Linked DNA regions of Homo sapiens: region 1 is linked to region 2. Evidence: chromatin contacts called from ENCODE Hi-C or POLR2A ChIA-PET data. All regions are on one chromosome and are shown on one strand. Each heading gives the region's core, a stretch centred on a gene start or an enhancer-like site at or near the end of the contact. The rest is flanking DNA. Distances are from core to core; before and after follow the strand shown.

Region 1 (6,554 bases), core at 2,220-4,719, 210 kb after region 2:
CTTCCCCAAGGGGATTAAGCATAGAATGTGGTCAACCTTCATTTGGTCATTTTTGACCCAAAGCCAATCAAAGGTCATTCATTTCTGCTTTGGAGATTGAGGTGCAAGTTAAACCATTTTTGCTTTCTCTTTGAAGAAGTTTTGACTATGTAATTGCTTTAACAAATATTGGGAAAGCGGAGCTATTTCTGTATATATTTTCAATTCCAGTTCACTCTAAATATCTGCTTTATTCTGGGAGTCTGCTTTTAAAAGCAACTAGCTTGTTAAAATGCCTAATAGGAAATCTGCTTCTAATAATGAATTTATACGTACTGTTACATCACAGATGTTAGAGCTGGAAAGGGAGCACCCTTGGAGGTCATGTCCAATCCCTTCAGTTTACAGATGAGAATTGAAGCCAAACGAGTTGCACAAAAAACAAATTTCTACACACTCCACCAAGAAATTTCAACTTCACTTTTTTTCAAATCAAGGTTTTCTGAACTTTGGAGCTTATCATGACTTAATTATCATTTAAATTCTTCTCCCCTTTTTTGCTTATCTTGTTTGCTCAGAAATTTATTTCTTAGAAATAAATTGTGTGTTTATCTTAAAAATAGAAAGTTACACTCTTATTTTCAATATTAGTGTCTCAAATATGATTCAGCTTTTTGTGATTTCTTAGTGATATTCTACACAAAGCATTGCCCAAAAATACAAGTACTATATTCAATTTGACATGGGAAGAATTTCAAAAAAACACAACTCATTTGGCATCTAAAAATCACATAAGCAAGAAAAAGGTAGAATACAACACACAAACTTATGAAAATTAGATAGTTTATTTATAGTTTAATCACAAGAACAACTTTCTTGTTCTTCAAGATGTAAATACATACTAGAATAAACTCTGTAGAATATACAAAAAATACATATTTTCCCATGAAAAATTTCTTTATAATAAATAGAAGGGAACACGTGTGTGGCTGATCCGGATAATGCTCCGTGTCTGCTTAGGTTTTCAGACTGTTGATTTATTTTTAATCTCTTGAAAGAATGGGGGAGTTCCTTCTCCCCTAAAAGGTCGAAATAAATAATACATGAGGCAATCCTCCCTCCTGATTTTTCCCTTTTCCTCCACATTTTTCCTTTTGATAGAGAGTTCAGCCTAAATTTCCACGCTTGCATTCAATCATTACAAAGCCTACAAATTATACAATGACTTCTAACCTGCCCCTCTAACAAAACAAGTTTTTTTCCCCTTATAAATCATAAGAGACAGATGGCAAAATGGGGAAGAAAAAGGAAAGAGAAGGACAGGACAATAGGCATTGTGACGAATCTGGGAAACAGAACAAAGTGCACATCAGAGAGGGAAGTTTGGTTTGACAGGTGAAATTCCCACAGCCTGCAGACAGCAATGGGAATAAAGCAGATGCCAGCCATTGCAAATCTGTGGATAATATTATTACCAGCAAAATCATTCAGATGCTAAGATACATTTCTTTCTACTCGACATTAACATCTCTATGTAGAAGCAAAGGTGAAGAGATCACAGGAACCAGTTGCATTCCCCCTGTGAGATTCACACGAACTGCACCAAGTCCTTCGGCGTTAAAGAGAAAGGGGAGGAGCGTCAGTCCGCTCTGCAAACTCTTTAGATATGCCACCATCATCTCTTCCCAGGGTCTTTTTCGTCTCAAGAAGCGCCCCCAAAACGCCACCCTTGGCTTTGACAATAAGCTCCATCACACCTTCAGTAAATCAGAGCCCGTCTGAATGAAGGATACCCAAAGCCAAGAAATGCAAGAAACAACCGAGGAATCAGAAAGGCTACACCTGCCCTGTGAAGTGAGATGGTTTCCAGGGCGTGGAAAGGAGGGGCAGGGGAAGGGAGGAGGGCTCGACTGGGGACAGGAAAGGGAACCCACTAAGGCCTGGCGTGGGTAGCAGAAATGGCAGCTCTAGATACAATCCCTGGCTATGGGGAGGTGAGGTGCATAGCGGTGCTTGTCGGGAGGTGGGGGCTGCCAATAGTCCATGTCTGACCCGGCCGGGCTGGCGGGCGATAAAGTGCAGCTGTAGGGGGAGGTGGAATTGGAGGACACGGAGGAGGACGGCGCGGGGCTGTTGGTGCAACTCCACGTGGAGGCGGGCGAGGGGCTGTCTCCGCTGCTGCTCAGGGCGGCGCTGGCTCCTCCCGGGCTCAGCAACACTGCCTCGGAGAAGAGCGCCCCCGGCAGGCCCCCGCCGCCGCCCCCGCAGTGATCCGCCAGGCGCAGGGTCTCGGTGAGTGCCCAGATGTAGTTGTGGGCGAAGCGCAGGGTCTCGATCTTGGTGAGCTTGGCGTCCTCGGGGAACGTGGGGAGCACCTCGCGCAGCGCGTCCAGTGCCGCGTTGAGGTTGTGCATGCGGTTTCGCTCGCGGTTGTTGGCCTTCAGTCTACGGGTCTTCTTGATGCGCTGCACCGTCTCGGCCGTCTTGGCGCCTCGGGAGACGGCCCGCGCCCGGGAAGGGCGCCGTTTGCAATCGTGTACCAGACCCAGCAGCCGTGCGGGCCGGCAGCCCTCCGCACCCGCAGCCACGCCGCCCCGCGCCCCCTGCCCGGCCTCAGCCCCGCGCTGCCGACGCGCCCCGCCTGACGCGCCCGGCTCCTCCTCCTCTTCTTCGTCGGCGCTGGATGACAGCGGGGTCAGGGCCGCCAAGGCGGGGGAGGCCGATCCGAGCAGCACTAACACGTCCTCTTCCTCCTTCAACTCCAAGGTCTCGGATTTGACGAACATCCTACCGAAGAGAGAAAGGGGAAAAAGGCAGTGAGGTGTAAGGAAAGAAACAGAGGCGCGATCTTCGTGTCACAGGGGCGTGCTCCGGCGCGCACCCGAGAAGACCAGCTCCGAATGGCGCGGAGCAGGAAGGCGAAGGAAGAAACCCAGGCAGTGCTAACCAAGGTCAGGAGCGCCGCTAGCGCTCGCTGTGACCCTGCTGCCAGTCAGCCGGGTCCTGCCCTCCGCGGGCGGTCCTGCGTTCCCTCCCCGAGAAGGGACTGCGGCCTCCGCGACAAAGATTCTGCGCGGAGCAGAGGGCGTGCGGGTGTGGTTGGACTGAGTGCGGGGAAACCACCTGCGTAGTTGGAAGCGGTGGCTCGAATACTTACTTAGTTGGCTCTAACTGTGCCTCAGCGTTGCTGTGACTTTGGCCTGTGCCGGGAATCTCCGCGCAGCTGCGAGCGCAGCGCCGGGTCCTTCGCCCGGCGTGAAAGCTGCAAGCCCGGCGCTACTGTGGCGCAGCTCCGCGGGGGACCTCTGCGACCGGCGAGTTTGCCAAGAGCCCCGGCGGCGGCGGCGGCGGCCCGCCCGGGTCTCGTGTGTTGTGGTGGTGGTGCGTGTCTGTCTGTCAGTCAGTCCCTGGCCGTGCGGCTCCTGGCACGCGACTCCCAGGCACTCCAGTTAACGCGAAGCTGCTTGTGGTTCAGTGGCTGCGTGTCTGGCACACGACTCTCCTTAAAACCCCTTATATACCACCAAGAAAACAATCAGATCTGCCCCGGGCCCCCTCCTCCCCCGCCACCGCCTCCTCCTCCTGTCAGTCCTGCCCCCCTTCTCCCCCGCTTTTCCCTCCTCTGGCTTATTCTTTTCATTGCATTATCATCATTCATTTCTTCCTCTTTCTTCACCGCCTTTCCCCCTCCCTTGGCCCTGCCATCCATCCTCCTCCTCCCACCACCCCCGCCTCTCTTTTCCCCCTTTATCTAATCAACATAAAATGGTTCTAAAGCTCCTGTTGGAGCTCCGGGCTGCGGCCGGAGCTGGCGAAGCCGCAGCGGCCGCAGAGGCTCAAGCTGCGGCTGTTGTCGCCGCCGCTGTCCATTGTGATTGGTGGCTCGCGCTCGGCTGGAGCGTGCCGCTAATTTATTAATGAATGGAGGTCGCGAGGCGCAGCTGGCCAATCAGGGCGCCCTGGACTCCGGGAGGCCTGCGAGCCACGCGCACCGGAGCCCGCTCCCTTTCAGCAGCTCATTAGGGGCCCGAGCGCTGGGGGCGGATGGGGGGACCCGTGCTACCGCCCCCGCCTTCGTCCTCGCTGCCGCCGAGGCTCCCCCCGCCCGGCGCGCGCGCAGGCACCGCACCCGGCGCTGCCGGCCCTCCTAACTCCCGGGTGATGGGAACTAGGAATTAGTTAATGGGGGTCAGAATCCCGGGGAAAGCAGTTAGCCCTGTGGTGCTGCCGGGCGTCTCTTGGCAAAGCCTCTTAGGGGTTGTATCAAATAGTAAACGATTTTAAAATGGATTCATTTGGTTAGGGGAGGAGAATGGCGTGGATGGAGAGATGTGGACACCTCGTGAACAAGTGTGTTTGGGGTCCGTCGAAACTGGCGTGGGAGAGTGAAGGGAGAGGACACTGGGGATTCAAACAGGCGTCTCTTGGGAGGGGAGGTCGGATAGGGGAGCAGTTGATGAGCTTTTAGAGGATGTGAGAATGAAATCACTCACATGTTAGAGCTGAAAGGATCCCCCTCATTTTACATACAGGAAACTGAGGCTCCGGGCACTGATGCAGGTTTTGCTGGGGTTAACCCAGTTTATAGCCTGGAGGGACAGCAAGGAGGCTTCCTGCGTGGGTGGCAGCGAACCGAGCGGGAGGAGCGGCAGAGCTGCTGCTCCTGCAAGCAAATGCGCTGCGCTGACATTTCTGTGACCTCTGCTCCGCGCTGGGGGGCGTTGTAGGGACAAGGGGCCCATCTTCCCAATTCTGCTTTTCAATGAGAAAAAAGAGCTGAAGGGCTACTGGACCTCGGGGGAAACTTGTTCTCAATTGCTCGTTAGCCCTCCCCACTTTCCCCACGTTCATGCCCACCCTCTTGTCGACATGGGGATGGATCCGGACTTCAGTAGACCGGAGTGGCGTCCCTTGAGATCCCCTTTGCAAATTAACTTTAGGCAAGGCACAGTTGGAGTGTTAGGAGTGGAAGAGTAGAAGGGAAAGAGAATGCTGTCTTCTGGTTTCTGTCTCCCTCAGTTTGTAGGACTTAGAAACAAGCTGTATTCCAAAGACGGGGTGGTTAAATTAGCTGTTAGTATTTTGGCATGGCTTTAATTTGTTTAATGTTTTCTTCAGGGAGGTAACAAGGAGGATTGGAAGGCACAAAGTAAAGAAAATGAAAATTAGAAACTTGTGAAAAGGAGCATTACCCATTGCAGTTCTTCAAACTTCAGACTTCCTTCTGTCTTGGAATTACTTGAAAACTATCATGATTTCCACTTTGCTCTTTGATGTTTGTGTTTTCATATTCTCCCTTTTTAAAGCAAATTCCCAAAATATAAAAGCATCATTTGCCAGTTTCCTCCTCGACTATTTTAGAACAGCTAAATTTCATGTGTTAGAAGTGCAGAAATGAAAATGAAAGAAGAAAAGAGAGACACTTTCAATGTTTCTAGCACACAACACCTGCCTCTCACATATCTTTGGGTTTCTGTCTATCATGAACCTGCAGAATCAGAACCTCATAAAAAGTCTGACCAAGCAAAAATTATGCTAGAAGTGCTTACCTTTGTTGCTGTACACATGAGCGTTAATTTATGGGCAATTATCACTGATACGAAACAAGAAAATACTCTTCTCATAGTCCCCCTAAAAGAAAACACTCTTCTCATAGTCCTCCTAAAAGAAAACCTGCCAAGGATGTGGATGTGTCCAGTCCAGTAGGGACTGAAGGAACATGTGGGAGCAGACACAGAATTTGTTTGTAAATTTGAATAAAATATAAGGACAAGAAAGCTAGGTTCTGAGGAAATGATCAAGACTTTTAAAAACAAATACCTGAATGATAGGAGGAACCTTGGTTTTTCAGTCTTTAGATATCTATATCGCTTCACAGGAGTTGCCTGCAAAGAAATACAAGCCAAAATAGATTAATGTAATGAAAACAAAGGAAAATTTATTTTAGTGTCAGTGGAGATACCTGTCTTTGGACACGTTGCTTTAAACTTTTGGTTTAGCTAGGAAGTGCTGGGTTGATTTAATGATAAAATATATTTGGGGGAAGAACAGAATTGGAATCCAGTTAAGTAGAAGTAGAGACTTAAAGGGAAACTTGGTGAGCCTCATATAACCCCAAATAACAATGAGATCAAGCTGGGTTTGATGCTTAGTGCCAGTGAAACACACAATGGATTTCTTTAGTTGATTGTTAACAGTATTTGGACATCTGACTCTCCAGTTTTTTTATTCTCCCAGGATTTTATGTTTTTATGACTCACTGAAAGGGCACATGTTTTCCTGTGACAAAATCCAAACCTTCTATACTGTCTGTGAGTGATAAGTTAATAATGCATATTTAAGTATATCCTACACAGATGCTTAGTAATGGTAAAATTGTATTAAGGTAAACTACACACTTCCTATTCTGGAAGTTTCCTGCAAAAGGAAAAACTATTCCAACAATGTCAAGAAACTTAGGATTATGTACATATTCAAACATTGCTATAAATCAATTTCTAATCACTAAACGTAAAGCCATCATCGGGTTTATAGAATTTTATTTTTTTTAATGAGGGCTTCTTTGGGCATATGCA
Region 2 (6,276 bases), core at 456-2,955:
TTCCATATTTTGGATTTAGTAATTTATATCTGCACATATTGTACTTATATTCAATTTTGTCATGTCTTTGTATATACTCCTACTGCACCTCAAAATGCACTGTGTCATTGGCTCACCAGCACTGCTTTGACCTTAACCCCAGCACATCTGGTTACTGTGGTGCATTCTCCATCAGTGCATAATATGCACCCAAAATATCTGCAGAATTGCCAGCAAAAGCCTTGTCCATTCATAATTACCTTTTTTTCTACAAAAAAAAAATTTAGAACCTCATCATGTGTCCTTTTAGTTGGCATTTCTTCACAGTAACTTCAGCTCTAATTAAAGTTTGGACACTGCTGGTCAGCCCGTCATCATTTTCCAAGATAACTATATCATTACCGAGAAATTTTCTTCCCTGAGGTCATGCCCCAAATAATTATTGTGAAAGATAATAAACTGTAAGTGGTAACATCTCTTTTGATATATTAATGTATTAGGTTTGACATACACTTCTGAAGATTGCAGGTTACTCAATAAGCAACATTTGAAGACCTTTGAGCCCAGATTTCCTGTTACTCTAAACCTACCCTCTTCCTTGGGACATGAGAAACTTGGTTTAGGCTTCTGAAGGCGCAGCTTGCCAGGGCAGCTCAGCAACTGTTAGAAGCGCCCTTACTGTGTTAATTCCATGCTATACAGACTCCTGCACCATTATGTAGATAAGGTTAGGCTCTCCTTCTAGCTTTCTGCTCTTTCTAGCTCTCTGTGGGGTCTTCTTGGGGCACATCCCTTGAATATATTTTCACTCAGTAAAGTGACCTCTGATCACCTTATTCCCAAGCACATGTTCTCACCAGAATGTTCAACAAGCACTTGTGATAGAGACTTGTAGGAAGAGAAATCCTCTGGGGCATTTGATACATGGGATACAGAAGATACCGTATATTCTGTATCAGCAGTCTCACATTTTATTTACTTATTTATTTATTTATTTGACAGGGTCTCACTCTGCTGCCCAGGCTGGAGTGCAGTGATGTGATTGTGATCACGGCTCATTGCAAGTTCTACGTCCTGGGCTAGGCTCACATTTTAGAGCCTGAGTGAGCTATCGACTTACAGATGCATTTTCACCCCATATCCTCCCATCATCCAATTACAGTGTCTTTGTGGACAACTGAACCTTCACTCGATGACCTCTCTCTCCAAAACCCTTCTCCTCCCTCACCACTGACTCTCAGATTCACATCCTGGAGCTTACAGTCCCTGAGACAGGGTCTAGCTCTCAAATTTTATACTTCAGTATCCAACTCCCTAAAAAACAGCCCTCTTTCTTCATCTCTGCTTTCATTAGCCCATCTGTCAAGACCTCTAGGTGCTGGTCCCTGCCCTCATTTCTCCCAGTCACCATTCCTCTGAGCCATCACTTACCTGTTCCCACAGGCCCCTCAGTCCTTAAGCATAATTACTAAGCACAATCGTAAGTGCTTAATAAAGGATAAAGCCTAAAGGCTTCTGGAGAAAACTCCACACAATTAATGACACTAAAATTCTTGGTCACACTCTCAGCTGGACCCTTGGTGCTACCTGGAGATCCCTCTACTTGTTGATGGGCAGCTTCCCGGGCCACTCCTCTCAGGTACTCTACTGAAGGTTTTTCATTCTCCTCAAGCTCCAGTTCTGCCACCTCACTTCTTACTCTCAGCCCAAAAGCAGGTAACTCCATCAACTTCCTTCCTCCCCCTCCCCTGCCCTCTACTTAAAAACCTCACGCAACCAGAGCACCTCTGCCTTTTTCCTGTCTGTTTCAGTAAAAAGTGTGTCCTGCCTCCCCAAGGCAAGGCAAACCAATCCTTACAACTGGAGTCTGTCCCCTTCCTTTTTCCTCTTTCAGGAGGACGCTGCCTTCTCAGCCCTCTGCTGCGGCAGTAAGCATGCTTAAGTGTGAGTATCCTGAAAAAAGCAAGCAAACAAACAAACAAACAAACCCCTTTTTGCAGCTACATCCCTCTTGGTCTACTTCCCTTTCTCTCCTGTGCCTCTCAGCCACATTCCTCCATAGACAAGCCTCTACTCCTCGGCTCCATTTCTTCACCTTTTACTTCTACCTCCCTGCAATCTGGCATTTGCCCTGAACTTACTTACATTCATGTATCAGAGGCTTCCCAGGAGACAAACACAAAGGCTGCTTTTTAGACTTTATTTTCTCTGTCTCTCTTTCTAAAATTATGACACTATTATGATACTAACACTTTTTCTCTAAATTCCCTCCTTTGGTTTCCATATCACCTTGAGTGATCTTCCTGCCACATCTGATCTTCTGATCTTCCTCCCACATCTCTGGCTGCTCTTACTTCTCTATTCTCTTTCTCTGCCCCATTATACATGTTAGATTCTGTTCTCTACCCTCTTTCTCTCTTACTGTGTGTTCACCTTGGATGTACTTAACACTAATATATTAAAGGCCCTGCCATTCCTCTCCCTGAGTCTAGACTCCTATCCAAATGCCTACTTACCATTTCTACTCTGTATTCCACAGGCATCTCACTTCTAACATTTTCAAAATTGGATTCATCATTTACTGCCTCCACCAGTAATTTTTATATTGCTATCTGGCACTAAAATTCACCCCAAATTCAGCCAAGCCAAAAACTTTGAAGTCACCCTAGATGTCTTTTTTATTTAATCAACAATAGCTAATCAATTTTGAAGTCACACTGATTCCATTCTCTGAATGTCTTTTGAATCTACCATATCGATCCATTCTCACTTGGTTCAGGCCATCAGCATCCTGCACCATACCGTGATCTCCTCCGTCTCTAGTCTGGGTGCAGGGCTGTTTTTGAACAATTTGTATCAGATCATGCTGTTCAGATGCCTCCTTTTCTGAGCACATATCTTTATAGCCTTCTTGATCTCCCAGCGACATGCTTCCCCAGCCACATCTTTTTTTTTTTTAATCATACTTTAAGTTCTAGGGTACATGTGCACAACATGCAGGTTTGTTTCTAGGGTACATGTGCACAACATGCAGGTTTGTTATATATGTATACATGTGCTGTGTTGGTGTGCTGCACCCATTAACTCGTCATTTACATTAGGTATATCTCCTAATGCTATCCCTCCCCCATTCCCCAACCCCACTACAAGCCCCGGTGTGTGATGTTCCCCTTCCTGTGTCCAAGTGTTCTCATTGTTCAGTTCCCACCTATGAGTGAGAACATGGGGTGTTTGGTTTTTTGTCCTTGCGATAGTTTGCTGAGAATGATGGTTTCCAGCTTCATCCAGGTCCCTATAAAGGACATGAACTCATCCTTTTTTATGGCTGCATAGTATTCCATGGTGTATATGTGCCACATTTTCTTAATCCAGTCTATCATTGATGGACACTTGGATTGGTTCCAAGTCTTTGCTATTGTGAATAGTGCCACAATAAACATACGTGTGCATGTGTCTTTATAGCAGCATGATTTATAATCCTTTGGGTATATACCCAGTAATGGGATGGCGGGGTCAAATGGCATTTCTAGTTCTAGATCCTTGAGAAAATGCCACACTGTCTTCCACAATGGTTGAACTAGTTTACAGTCCCACCAACAGTGTAAAAGTGTTCCTATTTCTCCACATCCTCTCCAGCACCTGTTGTTTCCTGACTTTTTAATGATTGCCATTCTAACTGGTGTGAGATGGTACCTCATTGTGGTTTTCATTTGCATTTCTCTGATGGCCAGTGATGATGAGCATTTTTTCATGTGTCTGTTGGCTGCATAAATGTCTTCTTTTGAGAAGAGTCTGTTCATATCCTTCACCCACTTTTTGATGGGGTTGTTTGTTTTTTTCTTGTAAGTTTGTCCAAGTTCTTTGTAGATTCTGGATATTAGCCCTTTGTCAAATAAGTAGATTGCAAAAATTTTCTCCCATTCTGTAGGTTGCCTGTTCACTCTGATGGTAGTTTCTTTTGCTGTGCAGAAGCTCTTTAGTTTAATTAGATCCCATTTGTCAATTTTGGCTTTTATTCCATTGCTTTTGGTGTTTTAGACATGAAGTCCTTGCCCATGCCTATGTCCTGAATGGTAATGCCTAGGTTTTCTTCTAGGGTTTTTATGGATTTAGGTCTAACGTTTAAGTCTTTAATCCATCTTGAATTAATTTTTGTGTAAGGTGTAAGGAAGGGATCCAGTTTCAGTTTTCTACATATGGCTAGCCAGTTTTCCCAGCACCATTTATTAAATAGGGACTCCTTTCCCCATTTCTTGTTTTTGTCAGGTTTGTCAAAGATCAGATGGTTGTAGAGGTGTGGTATTATTTCTAAGGGCTCTGTTCTGTTCCATTGATCTATATCTCTGTTTTGGTACCAGTACCATGCTGTTTTGGTTACCGTAGCCTTGTAGTATAGTTTGAAGTCAGGTAGCATGATGCCTCCAGCTTTGTTCTTTTGGCTTAGGATTGTCTTGGTGATGTGGGCTCTTTTTTGGTTCCATATGAACTTTAAAGTAGTTTTTTCCAATTCTGTGAAGAAAGTCATTGGTAGCTTGATGGGGATGGCATTGAATCTATAAATTACCTTGGGCAGTATGGCCATTTTCACGATATTGATTCTTCCTATCCATGAGCATGGAATGTTCTTCCATTTGTTTGTGTCCTCTTTTATTTCATTGAGCAGTGGTTTGTAGTTCTCCTTGAAGAGGTCCTTCACATCCCTTGTAAGTTGGATTCCTAGGTATTTTATTCTCTTTGAAGCAATTGTGAATGGAAGTTCACTCATGATTTGGCTCTCTGTTTGTCTGTTATTGGTGTATAAGAATGCTTGTGATTTTTGCACATTGATTTTGTATCCTGAGACTGCAGACGTTGCCTATCAGTTTAAGGAGATTTTGGGCTGAGACGATGGGGTTTTCCAGATATACAGTCACGTCATCTGCAAACAGGGACAATTTGACTTCCTCTTTTCCTAATTGAATACCCTTTATGTCTTTCTCCTGCCTGACTGCCCTGGCCAGAACTTCCAACATTATGTTGAATAGGAGTGGTGAGAGAAGGCATCCCTGTCTTGTGCCAGTTTTCAAAGGGAATGCTTCCAGTTTTTGCCCATTCAGTATGATATTGGCTGTGGGTTTGTCATAGATAGCTCTTATTATTTTGCAATACATCCCATCAATACCTAATTTATTGAGAGTTTTTAGCATGAAGGGCTGTTGACTTTTGTCAAAGGCCTTTTCTGCATCTATTGAGATAATCATGTGGTTTTTGTCTTTGGTTCTATTTATATGCTGGATTACATCTATTGATTTATGTATGTTGAACCAGCCTTGCATCCCAGGGATGAAGCCCACTTGATCATGGTGGATAAGCTTTTTGATGCACTGCTGGATTTGGTTTGCCAGTATTTTATTGAGGATTTTTGCATCGATGTTCATCAGGGATATTGGTCTAAAATTCTCTTTTTTTGTTGTGTCTCTGCCAGGCTTTGGTATCAGGATGATGCTGGCCTCATAAAATGAGTTAGGGAGGATTCCCTCTTTTTCTATTGATTGGAATAGTTTCAGAAGGAATGGTACCAGCCCCTCTTTGTACCTCTGGTAGAATTCCGCTGTGAATCTGTCTGGTCCTGGACTCTTTTTGGTTGGTAAGCTATTAATTATTGCCTCAATTTCAGAGCCTGTTATTGGTCAATTCAGGGATTCAACTTCTTCCTGGTTTAATCTTGGGAGGGTGTATGTGTCGAGGAATTTATCCATTTCTTCTAGATTTTCTAGTTTATTTGCATAGAGGTGTTTATAGTATTCTCTGATGGTAGTTTGTATTTCTGTGGGATCGGTGGTGATATCCCCTTTATCATTTTTTATTGCATCTATTTGATTCTTCTCTCTTTTTTTCTTTATTAGTCTTGCTAGTGGTCTATCAATTTTGTTGATCTTTTCAAAAAACCAGCTCCTGGATTCATTGATTTTTTTGAAGGGTTTTTTGTGTCTCTATCTCCTTTAGTTCTGCTCTGATCTTAGTTATTTCTTGCCTTCTGCTAGCTTTTGAATGTGTTTGCCCTTGCTTCTCTAGTTCTTTTAATTGTGATGTTAGGATGTCAATTTAAGATCTTTCCTGCTTCCTCTTGTGGGCATTTAGTGCTATAAATTTCCCTCTACACTCTACTTTAAATGTGTCCCAGAGATTCTGGTATGTTGTGTCTTTGTTCTCATTGGTTTCAAAGAACATCTTTATATCTGCCTTCATTTCATTATGTACCCAGTAGTCATTCAAGAGCAGGTTGTTCAGTTTCCATGTAGTTGAGCGGTTTTGAGT

The links. A loop is a pair of places that touch in the nucleus more often than their neighbours do. ChIA-PET counts read pairs that join two places held with the same protein, here RNA polymerase II (POLR2A). Pooled maps may share reads with other maps.
Region 1: a pooled map shows a loop between it and region 2 (2.3-fold over the local background). The contact joins the promoter of NEUROG2 here to the enhancer-like site in region 2. A Hi-C loop is called at or near these places in 12 of 37 single-sample maps with no recorded cell type and 9 of 50 pooled maps. POLR2A ChIA-PET finds 5 or more read pairs at or near these places in 3 of 52 experiments (GM10248, GM12878 and WTC11).

The regions. Positions count from the first base shown.
Region 1 is chr4:112,512,711-112,519,264 of GRCh38, forward strand. It overlaps NEUROG2 (neurogenin 2), which reads right to left and starts at 3,470. Exons shown (of 2, transcript NM_024019.4): 1 at 3,137-3,470; 2 at 806-2,766. The coding sequence starts at 2,765. The coding sequence ends at 1,947. It overlaps NEUROG2-AS1 (NEUROG2 and ZGRF1 antisense RNA 1), which reads left to right and starts at 2,669. Exons shown (of 4, transcript NR_161159.1): 1 at 2,669-2,930. LOC124900760 (a long non-coding RNA gene) reads left to right here and starts at 4,095. Exons shown (of 2, transcript XR_007058231.1): 1 at 4,095-4,329; 2 at 5,098-6,554. RefSeq lists enhancers at 1,402-1,541, 4,241-5,121, 4,372-4,471, 4,572-4,691 and silencers at 2,102-2,301, 2,562-2,631, 3,952-4,231.
Region 2 is chr4:112,300,791-112,307,066 of GRCh38, forward strand. All of the region lies in intron 1 of ALPK1 (alpha kinase 1), which reads left to right. Among named protein-coding and RNA genes, the nearest start is that of ALPK1, 6.6 kb to the left of the region's middle. Within about 2 kb of position 1,706, at least 2 of the 41 ENCODE cell types and tissues checked have a DNase peak (open chromatin) inside an H3K27ac peak, as active enhancers do.